Linked DNA regions of Homo sapiens: all the other regions are linked to region 3. The links are chromatin contacts, found by Hi-C or POLR2A ChIA-PET in ENCODE. All regions are on one chromosome and are shown on one strand. Each heading gives the region's core, a stretch centred on a gene start or an enhancer-like site at or near the end of the contact. The rest is flanking DNA. Distances are from core to core; before and after follow the strand shown.

Region 1 (3,016 bases), core at 490-2,989, 320 kb before region 3:
ATTGGATTAGCTTGCACATGTTGGACCTATTAGTTAGGATGGCTCTCAACACCAAATCAGTCACATTTAATCAGCAGCAGGGAATGGGAAAGGGGTCCTGTTCCAACCAGCCCCTCATGTTCCAGGCAGATGAAGGCTCTGTCGTCCTTGATGTATGTTTTCTAGATCCCCCAGGTGTTGACCTCCAGGAGACAGATGGTAGTGAAAGACAGTGGAGAATTGCCCAGGAAGCTCTTTTTTTTTTTTTTTTAAATGGAGTTTCACTCTTGTTACCCAGGCTGGAGTGCAGTGGCGAGATGTCGGCTCACTGCAATCTCTGCCTCCCAGATTCAAGCGATTTTCCTGCCACAGCCTCCCAAGTAGCTGGGATTACATGCATGCGCCACCATACCTGGCTAATTTTGTATTTTTAGTAGAGACAGGGTGTCACCATGTTGACCAGGCTGGTCTTGAACTCCTGACCTCAGGTCATCCACCCACCTCAGCCTCCCGAAGTGCTGGGATTACAGGTGTGAGCCACCATGACCGGCCCAGGAAGTTTTACAGATCGCTGGTAGAGGGAAAATTGGCCGGAACCCAGTCACATGGCTATGCTCAACTGCAAATAGCCTGGGAAATAGAGCCCAGCTTGCCCAGGAGGAAAGGGAAGCGGGTTTGATGAGTAGCTAGCCAGAGTTCCCTTGGAGCTAGGGGGGTCTGTGGCCATGCCCTAGAAGGAGTGATTGAGTCCCGCAGAATCCACAGTGGGTAGTTCTTGTGTCAGTGACATGTAATCTTGTCACTCTTGAGTTGTTCCCATATTAGACAATTAAAATACATTCAATGGGACGGTTTTCAAATTTTGAATAGTAAGCACACATACACTCACACACACACACACACAAAATCTAAGAACAATAAATACTTTAAAATTCTTCGGTGGGCGGATCACGAGGTCAGGAGATCGAGACCATCCTGGCTAACACAGTGAAAGCCCGTCTCTACTAAAAATACAAAAAAATTAGCTGGGCTTGGTGGCGGGTGCCTGTAGTCCCAGCTACCCAAGAGGCTGAGGCAGGAGAATGGCATGAACCCGAGAGGCGGAGCTTGCAGTGAGCCGAGATCGCGCCACTGCACTCCAGCCTGGGTGACAGAGCAAGACTCCATCTCAAAAAAAAAAAAAAAAAAAAAATTCTTCTTCCTCATTTGAACACTCTATAGTAATATTTTTGGAGTTCTGGAATTCTCTCCATTATTTAACAATCTCTTATAACTTTTATGGAGCTCTTTACAGTTAAGATCTTAGAATGCCTGTCCAGCTCACCTCATGGTTTTGTTTTTTTTAGCTGTTTGTCTTCCAAACTGTTTTCTTCAACTCTAAGGGAAGCCTGTCAGAATCTGTCCTGGTCTTCTCCGTATTCTGAAATGAAGACTGGAGGGATAAATAGAAGTTTCTGGCTTCTTTGGAAAAATGTTAATCTGGTTCTTTAATTTTGGAAGCAGGTGTCCGTGGTAAGGAAAGTGTGTGCTCTGAGGCCACCTCTGGTATGTGTGTGTGTGTTTGGGGCTGGAGGGTGTGGGGTGTCACCTGGCCAGAGCATTGAACCTCTTATTGTCTCCATTTACACAATGAGGATAATAACAGCAACCTCACAGATGGTAGTGAGGTGTAGGGGAAGCAGTGCCTGATGTATGGTAGGCATCAAAACTGGTAAGTGTTGTTATTCCTATTGTTAATGCCAGAGTCAAGGGGCTCAGACATGGCTCGGGATGTGTGGGTAGAATTTATACGTAGGGATAAGAATCTGTACATATAAATGCAGAACAAAGGTGTGGTCGGGGGTGCTCTCCCGCTGGCCCGCTCCCTGAAGGGCTTCTATTGGGGGTGTCTCCGAGAGTCCTCCCTTGTAACAAACCCTGTATGCCCTCCAGCCCTCGCTGCACAGTGACTCAGTTTCCTCTGTGATAAAAGGGGATTCGACTACAGTTCTAAACTTGCCTGTAAAACACATTGAGAGCTTTGAAATAAAGGTGGTATTTAGTGTGAGTTCAAAGCGTTATGTAATTATTTTATTGCCCCTTTTATTCCTGAGTTTTTTTTCTGTTTGCTCTGCTTACAAACCCAAGCTACAGCCATAAAACCACTTTTATGCCAGCGCCTTTCACACACATTGTGTACCAACCGCACATCGCCATCAAGGTGCAAAGTGCTCAGGAGGATGAGCATGGAGAAGCAGAACAGGAGCGCCAGCAATTTCCGCCTAATTGAGGCCATTACTGTGCACTGTCACTGAAACTGGGTCATGGTTGATGGTTTTTTTTTTTTTAGCTATCCAAATGACCAGCTTCTGTCTCGTGAATTGGATTAGCTTGCTCATGGGGGACCTGTTAGTAAGGATGGCCCCCAACATCAAATCAATTCTGTTTCTCAAGCCATCATTCTTTCTTGCAGGTTCAGAGCCTATGTCCTGCCACCATTCTTTCCAGAGTCCCATTACCTGAAACCATAGGATTTTTTTTTTGTTTTTGTTTTTGTTTTTGAGATGGAGTCTGTCTCTGTAGCCCAGGCTGGAGTGCAGTGGCATGATCTAGGCTCACTGCAACCTCTGCCCCCCAAGTTCAAGCAATTCTCTTGCCTCAGCCTCCCGAGTAGCTGGGACTACAGGTGCAAGCCACCACACTCAGCTAATTTTTGTATTTTTAGTAGAGACAGGGTTTCACCATGTTGACCAGGCTGGTCTCGAACTCTTGACCTCGACCTCCCAAAGTGCTGGGATTACGGGTGTGAGCCACCGTGCCTGGCCTTGAAACCATATGATTAAAGAAGCTTTGAGTTGGAAAAGACCCTAGGGGTCTGCTGATGTCACCGCCCACCCAGGTGGAAGTCCCTTTTACAGCATCCCACGTGGACAGTGGCACAGCCTTTGCAGCAAACACAGGGTCCACCCTCACTATGTGGAGAGGCCTCCCATCCTATCATTGGGTGGATGTGGTTGCAAAATGCTTTTCCTTACGCCAACAGAAACGTGACTAAACT
Region 2 (3,020 bases), core at 17-2,516, 370 kb before region 3:
CAAGCCCTCTCTCTCCCTGGCAGGAATGGGTCCTGGGAACATGCAGAGATTCTCCCTGGTGGCATATGGTTTTCCATGGTGGCCGTGACTCAGGAACTCACTGCCATGCTGCCTGACTCTCTACTCTGCCTTTGGGCTCCTGTCTTGCTGGTGTAGGCTGACTTTGATGTGACCTCGAGATTAGCCACCGCCACACTGAGGTCTCTCTTCCTGTCTTCGTGTTGCTGACCTCATCTCGTCCAGCCTCCAACCCCATCTGATGAAGGAAGGGGGCAAGTATGACAGCTGTGCCCCAAGTATAATAGCTCACAACCCGCTACCAAATACAATGTCTTTCCCCACTCAATTCTTATTCTTCCTTCAGGGTTACAATTCCAAATTTCACTCATGCTATTTTTTTTTTTTTTTTTTTTGTAAGACGGAGTCTCACTCTGTCACCCAGGCTGGAGTGCAGTGGAGCGATCTTGGCTCACTAGAACATCAGCCTACTGGGTTCAAGCAATTCTCCTGTCTCAGCCTCCCAAGTAGCTGGGACTACAGGCGTCTGCCACCACACCCTGCTAATTTTTGTATTTTTAGTAGAGACAGGGTTTCACCATGTTGGCCAGGCTGGTCTCGAACTCCTGACCTCAGGTGATCCACCCACCTCGGCCTCCCAAAGTGTTGGGATTACAGGCGTGAGCCACCCCGCCCAGCCTCTTGCTATTTCTTTCAATGCTCCCTGTGCCTTGACAGAGATCCAGGGATTGTGTTGAAGACAATATGTGTAAAAGTAACCAGCATTGCACCCTAAATTGTCCTTCCCCTCTGACAATTGGCCACCATCTCTGTATTAAGCACAAGCACCTCAACAGGCCCTCCGCTGAGGATGCAGGTGAGGACGGGCTGGATGTGCCTTTTATCCCCTCTTTGTGGTGTTACTTGCTCTATTGCAGAATCGAGCATTGGCCCCATTATTCCTGAATGAGTCAGAAGTCTCCGCCCCTCTGCTGAACAGGCCGATGTGTCCCTTGACACACACGTGATAATGGTGCAGTTAAAAAAACAAACCCATAGAGATATGGAAGTGCAGATGTGTAGACGCCCCATGGTTTTTGGTGACACAAACGTCAGCTGTAGCTCAGGGACGTCCTCCTGATAGAACTCGCCATTGTGGCAGGCAACCTCTGAGATGAACTCAGATAGTCTTGCCTGCTGACACCCATGCTCTTGTGTAGTCTCTTCCCACGCTGAATAGGGCTGACTGTGTGACCAATAGGATATTCTAGAGATGACCGACTATGACCTCTGAGGCTGGGTTATAGAAGAAGTGGTGCTTCTGGCTGGGTGAGGTGACTCACACCTTATTCCAGCACTTTGGGAGGCCGAGGCGTGTGGAACACTTGAGGTTAGCAGTTTGAGACCAGCCTGGCCAACATGGTGAAACCCTGTCTCTACTAAAACTATGAAAATTAGCCAGGCGTGGTGGTGAGTGCCTATAAGTCCGGCTACTCGGGAGGGTGAGGCAGGAGAATTGCTTGAACCTGGATGACAGAGGTTGCAGTGAGGCAAGATCATGCCACTTCACTCCAGCCTGGGCAAAAGAGCGAAACTCCATCTCAAAAAAAGAAAAAAATAATAATAAGAAGAAGAAACGGTGCTTCCCTCCTTGTTCTCTTGGAACACTTACTCTGGGGGATGCTAGCGCCACCTCATGAGGACATTGAAGAAACCATACAAACAGGCCCATGCAGCGAGGGCTAATGGTCCCCAACAGTCAGCATTGACTTGTAGGCTGTGTGACCATGGGGACATCTCAGAAGCAGATCTTCCAACCCCAGTCATGCCTTCAGGTGACAGTAGCCTTGGCTGACATCCGAACTATAGCCTGTGCCAGAACCATCCAGTGAAGTCACTCCCAGATTCCTGACCCACAAAGACTATGACATAAGAAATGCTCACATTTTGAGTGCTAAGTTTTGGGCTAATTTGTTACACAGCCACTGATAACTGATACACCCATGGCAAGGACACAGGGACTTCTGACTCAGTCTGGATTCTCAGTCTGACTTGCCTGTGTTTCCAGCTAATGTTGAGTCCTATCCACCGAGCCTCCCAGTACTGCTTCTGGCGACATGCAGCTGCACTGAGGCATTTGAGACCTGGTGTTTCTACTATCTGGATCACTGAAGGAACCTTGGATGCTTTTTTCTAAGCCTGGTAAAGCCATGCAGCAGATCAGCAGGAGGGCACACATTAGCCCACGGGCTGCCTGAGCCCTGGCCTGCAGCTACTCACCTCCTCCTCCTCCTGGGGCTTCACTCCTGTGCTCATTCCATCAGCTATGAGAGTTCAGCTTGACACACAGAGCCTGGTCTCACAGTCACTTATGAGGGGCCATGAGTTCCAGGGTTTCAAACCAGAGAAGATGGGGCTGATATATTTTGTCCATCAGAAACAGCAGAGTCCCACCATGCTAGAAAGACTGTTAGGAGGGTATAGTGAGCCTGGCATGGAGCAGGCACTGAATTGTTTGGTGACTGAGGGGGACTTGGTCTTGCATCCTCCATCACGCTGCTCAGAGAGACGTGGGGCAGAGGTTGTGCTGTGTGTGTGTGTGTGTGTGTGTGTGTGTGTGTTTGTTTGTTTGTTTCTTTCTTTTTATTTTATTTTATTTTTGAAACGAGTTTCACTCTTGTTGCCCAGGGTGGAATGCAATGGTGCGATCTCGGCTCACTGCAACCTCCACCTCCTGGGTTCAAGTGATTCTCCTGCCTTAGCCTCCCGAGTAGCTGGGACTACAGGCATGTGCCACCACGCCCGGCTAATTTTGTATTTTTAGTAGAGTTGGGGTTTCACCATGTTGGTCGGGCTGGTCTCGAACTTCTGACCTCAGGTGATCCGCCCTCCTGGGCCTCCCAAAGTGCTGGGATTACAGACGTGAGCCACCATGCCTGGCTTATTTATTTTTATAGAGATAGGATCTTGCTTTGTTGCCCAGGCTGGAGAGCAGTGGCATGATCATGGTTTACTACAGCCCC
Region 3 (3,098 bases), core at 67-2,566:
GAAATGCATGGGCAAAGGAAGAGGAACTGAGGCTTTGAAATCAGATATACCTAGTTCCAATTCCTAGTTCTCAAGTTTACTAGTTGTGTGACTTTGGGTGAGCTGCTTAACCTCATAGGAGCCTAGAGTCCTCATCTAAAAACCTGGGCCAGTGCCAACTACCAAGCCATGACTGTGAGGATTAAATGAGACATCACTTCCATAAAAACACGGAACAGAGTGTGAGGCATACAGCAGGTGCCAAGGTAGATATTAGATCCTGCTTTTCATTATTGGTGCAAGTTTCTGATGGGTCAAACATGCAGGCTGTTGTATATTTGAATATTGCTTCAGTCTTCACTTCCACGGTTTTATTTCAAAAAGAGAAAGAAGGAAGGAAATAAACAGAAACTGTCAGAGGCCCTTCGGAAATCATCACTCATCCATTGAAATGTGCTTTCCATTCAAAAACTACCTTATTAATTATTCATTGCTTTTGGAACTGAAAATGAGAACAGAGCTTAAGACCCAGAGTTGGACAAGAACAGTGTTCCAACTGCTTGATTTCTGTCATTTCCTGGTTTCTACGCAGTACCTCCCAAAATCTGAGATTTGCAGTTTTGGGAGTCGAGAGAACTTTAGGCTTGATGATCAGTCAGGTTTAGTCAGGTTTAGCCAATGCCCTGGAATGACTGTTCTCTTTACTTTCATTTCCACTCCCGGCACCGCATTTCTGGGGGATTATTTCACTGCATGGGTGGCCCGAGTCCCTTGGCCTTCAGCCTTATGGCTCATTCCACCGCTCTGGGCAAGCCATAACCACCCGAACATGCAAGTCTTTCTTTTGTGCCCCAGTGGCATGAGTAACATCATTAACTCTTCAGGGCCGAGGTTTGGGATTAGGTAAAAATCTTACATCCCCCCGTGTTTGCAGTCAGAACACCAGAGTAACAACAGGGTGTTTGCGGGGCTTGTTTTCACGCCAGAAATGAGGTTGCCCTAACACACAATCCTTAAGATGTTTTTTCCCTAACGATTGTCTTCACCAGGATCGTGGGTTACAAAATGGAAGCTCAGTGCTTCCTGCTTCGAGTTCCAGTAGAACAAACATGCAAGAGACTCCTCGGCTTGGAAACTCTTCAAACCAGGGAAGGGCTGCTGATGTGTCCCCAGGAGGGGAAGGGCAGGAGGAGCACAGTTGTGCAGGGGGGTGTTTCACATGCTTCTCTAAAGAAGAGCTTCCTAAAGTGTAAAAAGGCTGGGGAAAGACACATTTCCCAAGGCCTGGGGCCAGTGCGGGGACAAACGCGAGGCTGGCGCACGTGCATTGCGGGTTCCGCGCGCCATCTGGTGGCTTCGGGCTGACATTGGGCGCACCATCCGGGCTTTTACCCCATTGACAGACCTCATAGAAGGAACCCATTGCGGGCGATAAAGTTCTGCTGGAAGTGATCACCAGGGCCCCCAAAGGAAGACACCGAGGGCCAGATGTTCCGAATTCCACTCCTTATTCTACAACTGGATACTGAAAGCCTCAGGTTCTCTTTGACAAGGGGGCACTGATCCTTCCTTCAGGACCAGCCTTCCTATCACACAGCAACATAAGCACTCGGCTCTGGGCAGTGTGGCCCCTCTGTGCCTTGCTTTCCACATCATGACGCCACATGACGGGCCACAGGAGTCTTCCCTTCGCCCCTACCTGGAACGCGTGTATTCCCTTCCAGCCTTGTGAATCCCACAGTTCTCAAGGCTCAGTCCACAGGCATCTTTATATCCTTAGAATATTTGCCTCATATTTTGTTCATACTAGTGTTTCCAAAGTGTGTTCCAAGAATGATGGTGTTATTAATCAGAATTGTATCTCTTTTTGAAAAGGCATTCAAAGTTTGGGAAAGTCAGGGTTACGCAAAGGTTAAACAGACCTGATTGCAGGATATCTCAGGAGCATGACACATACTGAGAATGTAGTGGATTTCTAAGAAGGAACTACAGTTTGCTATAGTTTCTAAACTTGTTTGACATCAAAACCTTCCTCCTATCTCCACCTTTGAAATGTATCTTGCAAATATTGCATCTAATAAAACAATTTTAAGGAAAAATAGCATCCTGTTCACTTGACCCAAGATTATGTAGCTGTCTTTTTAAAACTGGAAGACATCTGCATTCGTTTGCTAGGGCTATTATATTGCCTCACGGTTGTGGATGCTGAAGATCCAAGGCCAATGTGTTGGCAGGGTTGGTTTCTTCTGAGGCCCCTCTCCTTGGCTTATAGATGGTCGTCTTCTCTCTGTGTTACCACATGGTCTTCCCTCTGTGCCTATCTGTGTCCTAGTTGCCTTCTCTTTTCTTCATTGTTTCTTCTTCTTCTCCTTCTTCTTTTTTTTTTTTTTTTTTTTGAGATGGGGGTCTCACTATGTTGCCCAGGCTGGTCTCAAACTCCTGAGCTCAAGTGATCCTTCTGCCTCAGCCTCCCAAAGTGCTGAGATTACAGGAATGAGCCACTGTGCCCAGTCCTAATTTTCTCTTCTTATAAGGACATCGGTCATATTGGGTTAGGACCCACCAACATGACCTCATTTTACCTTAATCACCCTTTTAATGTCCCTATGTCCAACTACAGTTACATTCAGAGGTACTAGGGGTTAGGACTTTAACAAAGGAATTTTGGGGAGCCACAATTCAGCCCGTAACAACATCTTATTGTTGCATCTGTAGGGTAAAATGTATGCTTCAATGGAAAATTATGCATTGTTTAGAGCAGGGTTGGCAAACTACAACCAGTGAGCCAGATCCAGCTGGCCACCTGTGTTTGTAAATAAAGTTTATTGGCACACAGCAGCATTCACCCTTCACATATTGTCTAAGATTACTTGCATGTTCACTGACAGTTGAGTATCTGTACAAAAACCATATGGCTTGCAAAACCAAAAACATTTACAATCTAGCCCTTTATAGGAAAAGGTCTAGAACCCACCCACCCACCCTTCAGGGTTATCTAATTTTGATCCTATAGGGGCTCTGCACCTTTCACGGCCTTTGAGTTATTTTACAACTCAATAAATTGTAGATCATGGATAACAATGCAAAACAATCCTTGACCACAGACAAGAAGCAGCCAG
Region 4 (2,889 bases), core at 165-2,664, 350 kb before region 3:
TCTTTCATGTAAGAAATATCTTTATCTTTCTGTGTTGCATTCTAGGTAATTTGTTTCCAAACCACTTCCTGGATGATCAATTCTCTCTTTGGCAATCTTTGCCCCGTTTATTAAGTTTTTATTTTTAATGTTACACATTTCATTTCTAGAGGTAACATATGGTACTTTTTCAAATATGCCTGGTCTTTTAAATTTATTTTCTCAAAATTTTGATTTCTCCTTTTACATTTCAGTTATGTTAACAACAATTCATATCCTCCTTCTGATAGTTCTATTAGCTGATGTTCTGGGGGTTCTGGGGACTCATTACCTGTGCCGCCCGTTGTGTCTGTTTATTCTTGTTTGTAGTGCACTCTTGCTCATGTCTCTAAACGCATTTTGTAATTTTCGATTGTGAGCTTCTATTTAAAAGAATGTGCTCACTATGGGAATCTTGTGTGGCAGAGGTTGAAGATTGGTTTCTATAGAGAAGTTTTTTATTTGTTTTGGCAAGTGCTCTTGTGATATTGGGACTCCTTTTATGTTAATTAATTGACGTAGCTTTCCTAGACCATACAGGTGAGTAAACTTAAGCTCCAAACCCATGTGAAGTGTGGTCTGTGGTTATGAAACTTGAGGTGACCTTGTTTTCCCTCAGCGGATCTCCCACTGCTCAGGCAGCCAAGTGTCAGCACTTTTTCTTGTGCTCAGACCTTCTTTATACTCAGTCTCTGGGATTTCCTTCACTCATTTCAGCTGTGCTTTTAACACCACACTTATTATTTTTCTACAGCATATTTAGGCGTTTCTGTGGCCAGAAGCTTTTCAGATTCTCCTCTAAGATATTGCCAAAATGATAGTTCTTGTCATCCTGAATTTCTGAACACAGAAAAAGTTTTCCCACGATGATTACAGATTTTGAGATCTCTCTAGATACTAGGGACATCTTTAGAAAGCAGGCCAAGAGCCTTGACCAAACTTACGGCAATTCTATTGTACTGATCAGAAAATATCACTTACTTTTGCATGTAGATTTTATTTAGATGAGAGTTAGGTTTTGTTTTGCAAAGAAAATAGCTAATGTATTCTTTGCTAAGAATGACGGTGATACACAGCGGTTGGATTTATTTAATAAAATGTGAGATGTTAAGAAAAAAATCTTAGGAATTTGAAGACACTGAGAGTGTTCAATGCAAAAAAAAAAAAAAAAAAGGCAGAGAGAGAGGGTGTTTCAGTTGCCTGCACCATACATACTCGCTGGTTCCGAATAATGCAAGGATTTCTCTCTTCTGTTCCGGTCTTTTGATGTTGAGTTTCCTGCCCCTTAAATATCTGCTTTACCAGAAAATGAGAAAGTCTTCACCCAAAAAAACAGCACAGAAGTGAAGCCAAGTGACTGTAAAAGGTTTCATAGCCTGGTCAACAGGGAGGCAGCTGGCGATCACTTCCTGCCTCACCCTGGAGGAAGGAGCTACTAAGGAAAGGGACGTCTAAGCTGAAACAACTTCAGGTGGTTCCTGTCCCTCTCTAGAGACTTTAAAGTCTCACTGCATGGAATGCCCTTGATATCCAGACTGGGAAAATCTAAGCCTGTGGACCAGGAAGAAAAGTCATTCATTTATTCATTCGTTTATCACTCCTACTACTCATGAGAGTCAAGTGAGGGCTGTCTGGGGACTTAGGGTAGGAAACTTTCAATATGGCTAGATATATGCACTTAACTATTTCTTTTTCTTTTGGATTGACAGTCTTATTTACTCTGAATACAGGGCATTCATAATGCTCATTGTTGCTGCTACTATTCTGTGAACACATGTTTAGAAAAAAACGTGGTGCAACGGTATGGGAATTCTGAGTTCACTTGTTCATCCATTTTTTTCTTTAAATAACATTTATCCAGTGGTATGTTATATAGAGCTTTGTACTGGGTGGAGTGGGGCTAAAAAGATGAATGATAAATAGTTTCTACCCTTAGGAATCTCAGTCTAATACCATGTGGGGGATGGGGCAGTATATTTACAGAAAGAAATGCTACATGGGGCATATTTAACCCACAAATGATCTAACTGAAGAATCAGAATAAATATTTCCATACATTTTAATTGTGGTAAAATATACACAACATAAAATTTACCGTTTGAAGCTTTTTTTTTTTTTTTGTAGACAGAGTCTTGCTCTGTTGCCCAGGCTGGAGTGCAATGGCACGATCTTGGCTCACCACAACCTCTGCCTCCTGGGTTCAAGCGATTCTCCTGCCTCAGCCTCCTGAGTAGCGGGGATTACAGGCGTGCACCATCATGCCCAGCTAATTTTGCATTTTTGGTAGAGATGGGGTTTCTCCATGTTGGTTAGTCTGGTCTCAAACTTCTGATCTCAGGTGAACCGCCCACATCAGCCTCCCAAAGTGCTGGGATTACAGGCATGAGCCACTGCACCTGGCCTATTTGAAGCATTTTTAAGCGTACCATTTGGTGGCATTCATTAAGTACATTCACATTATGGTGCAAACATCACCATCATCCCGGAAGCCTTTGCATCTTTCCAAACTGAAACTGTACCCATTAAACACGAACTTCTCATTCCCCTCCCCCTAGTCCCTGGCACCCACCATTCTACTTTCTGTCTCTGTGACTTTGACTCCTCTAGGTGCCTCATACAAGTGGAATCATTCAGCAGTTGTCTTTTTGCATATTGCCTGTCCAAAACTTTTTGAATGGAAAGAAGTATGTTTTACAGAAACAGGAAAGTCCCAGCCTTGTCTCTGACTGCTTCACCCCTTGGTTCAGCCCAGTGAAAGCTGGTCAACTTTCCTTAATGCTCTGAGATCCGTAATAGCACAACCATTTTAGTATCTTTCTCTGAAGACTGCAACACGCTGTCATGATATTAGTCAACTCAAGTCAACTGACA

What was found. Hi-C counts contacts between places; a loop is a spot of excess contacts on that map. ChIA-PET counts read pairs that join two places held with the same protein, here RNA polymerase II (POLR2A). Pooled maps may share reads with other maps.
Region 1: a loop to region 3 is called in a map of transverse colon, with 3 times the contacts of the local background. The contact joins two enhancer-like sites. A Hi-C loop is called at or near these places in 5 of 168 maps with a recorded cell type or tissue (Calu3, MCF 10A, kidney and 2 more) and 1 of 50 pooled maps. POLR2A ChIA-PET finds 5 or more read pairs at or near these places in 3 of 52 experiments (PC-9, activated CD4-positive, alpha-beta T cell and activated naive CD4-positive, alpha-beta T cell).
Region 2: a map of PC-9 shows a loop between it and region 3 (6-fold over the local background). The contact joins two enhancer-like sites. A Hi-C loop is called at or near these places in 13 of 168 maps with a recorded cell type or tissue (CD4-positive, alpha-beta T cell, Caco-2, Calu3 and 8 more), 6 of 37 single-sample maps with no recorded cell type and 21 of 50 pooled maps. POLR2A ChIA-PET finds 5 or more read pairs at or near these places in 3 of 52 experiments (GM12878, HepG2 and PC-9).
Region 4: a loop to region 3 is called in a map of GM12878, with 9 times the contacts of the local background. The contact joins two enhancer-like sites. A Hi-C loop is called at or near these places in 11 of 168 maps with a recorded cell type or tissue (CD14-positive monocyte, GM12878, GM13976 and 7 more), 35 of 37 single-sample maps with no recorded cell type and 21 of 50 pooled maps. POLR2A ChIA-PET finds 5 or more read pairs at or near these places in 8 of 52 experiments (OCI-LY7, PC-9, activated B cell and 4 more).

The regions. Positions count from the first base shown.
Region 1 is chr1:234,822,579-234,825,594 of GRCh38, reverse strand. All of the region lies in intron 2 of LOC107985365 (a long non-coding RNA gene), which reads left to right. Among named protein-coding and RNA genes, the nearest start is that of LINC02961, 64 kb to the right of the region's middle. Within about 2 kb of position 1,739, at least 2 of the 41 ENCODE cell types and tissues checked have a DNase peak (open chromatin) inside an H3K27ac peak, as active enhancers do; they include transverse colon, where a contact is called at or near this core.
Region 2 is chr1:234,864,582-234,867,601 of GRCh38, reverse strand. The region is part of intron 2 of LOC107985365 (a long non-coding RNA gene); the gene reads left to right. Among named protein-coding and RNA genes, the nearest start is that of LINC02971, 91 kb to the left of the region's middle. Within about 2 kb of position 1,266, at least 13 of the 41 ENCODE cell types and tissues checked have a DNase peak (open chromatin) inside an H3K27ac peak, as active enhancers do; they include PC-9, gastrocnemius medialis, heart left ventricle and 1 more, where a contact is called at or near this core.
Region 3 is chr1:234,497,474-234,500,571 of GRCh38, reverse strand. No RefSeq gene overlaps it. Among named protein-coding and RNA genes, the nearest start is that of TARBP1, 20 kb to the right of the region's middle. RefSeq lists enhancers at 521-610, 1,021-1,070, 1,111-1,160, 1,155-1,449. Within about 2 kb of position 1,316, at least 35 of the 41 ENCODE cell types and tissues checked have a DNase peak (open chromatin) inside an H3K27ac peak, as active enhancers do; they include CD14-positive monocyte, GM12878, PC-9 and 5 more, where a contact is called at or near this core.
Region 4 is chr1:234,843,181-234,846,069 of GRCh38, reverse strand. All of the region lies in intron 2 of LOC107985365 (a long non-coding RNA gene), which reads left to right. Among named protein-coding and RNA genes, the nearest start is that of LINC02961, 85 kb to the right of the region's middle. Within about 2 kb of position 1,414, at least 15 of the 41 ENCODE cell types and tissues checked have a DNase peak (open chromatin) inside an H3K27ac peak, as active enhancers do; they include CD14-positive monocyte, GM12878 and endothelial cell of umbilical vein, where a contact is called at or near this core.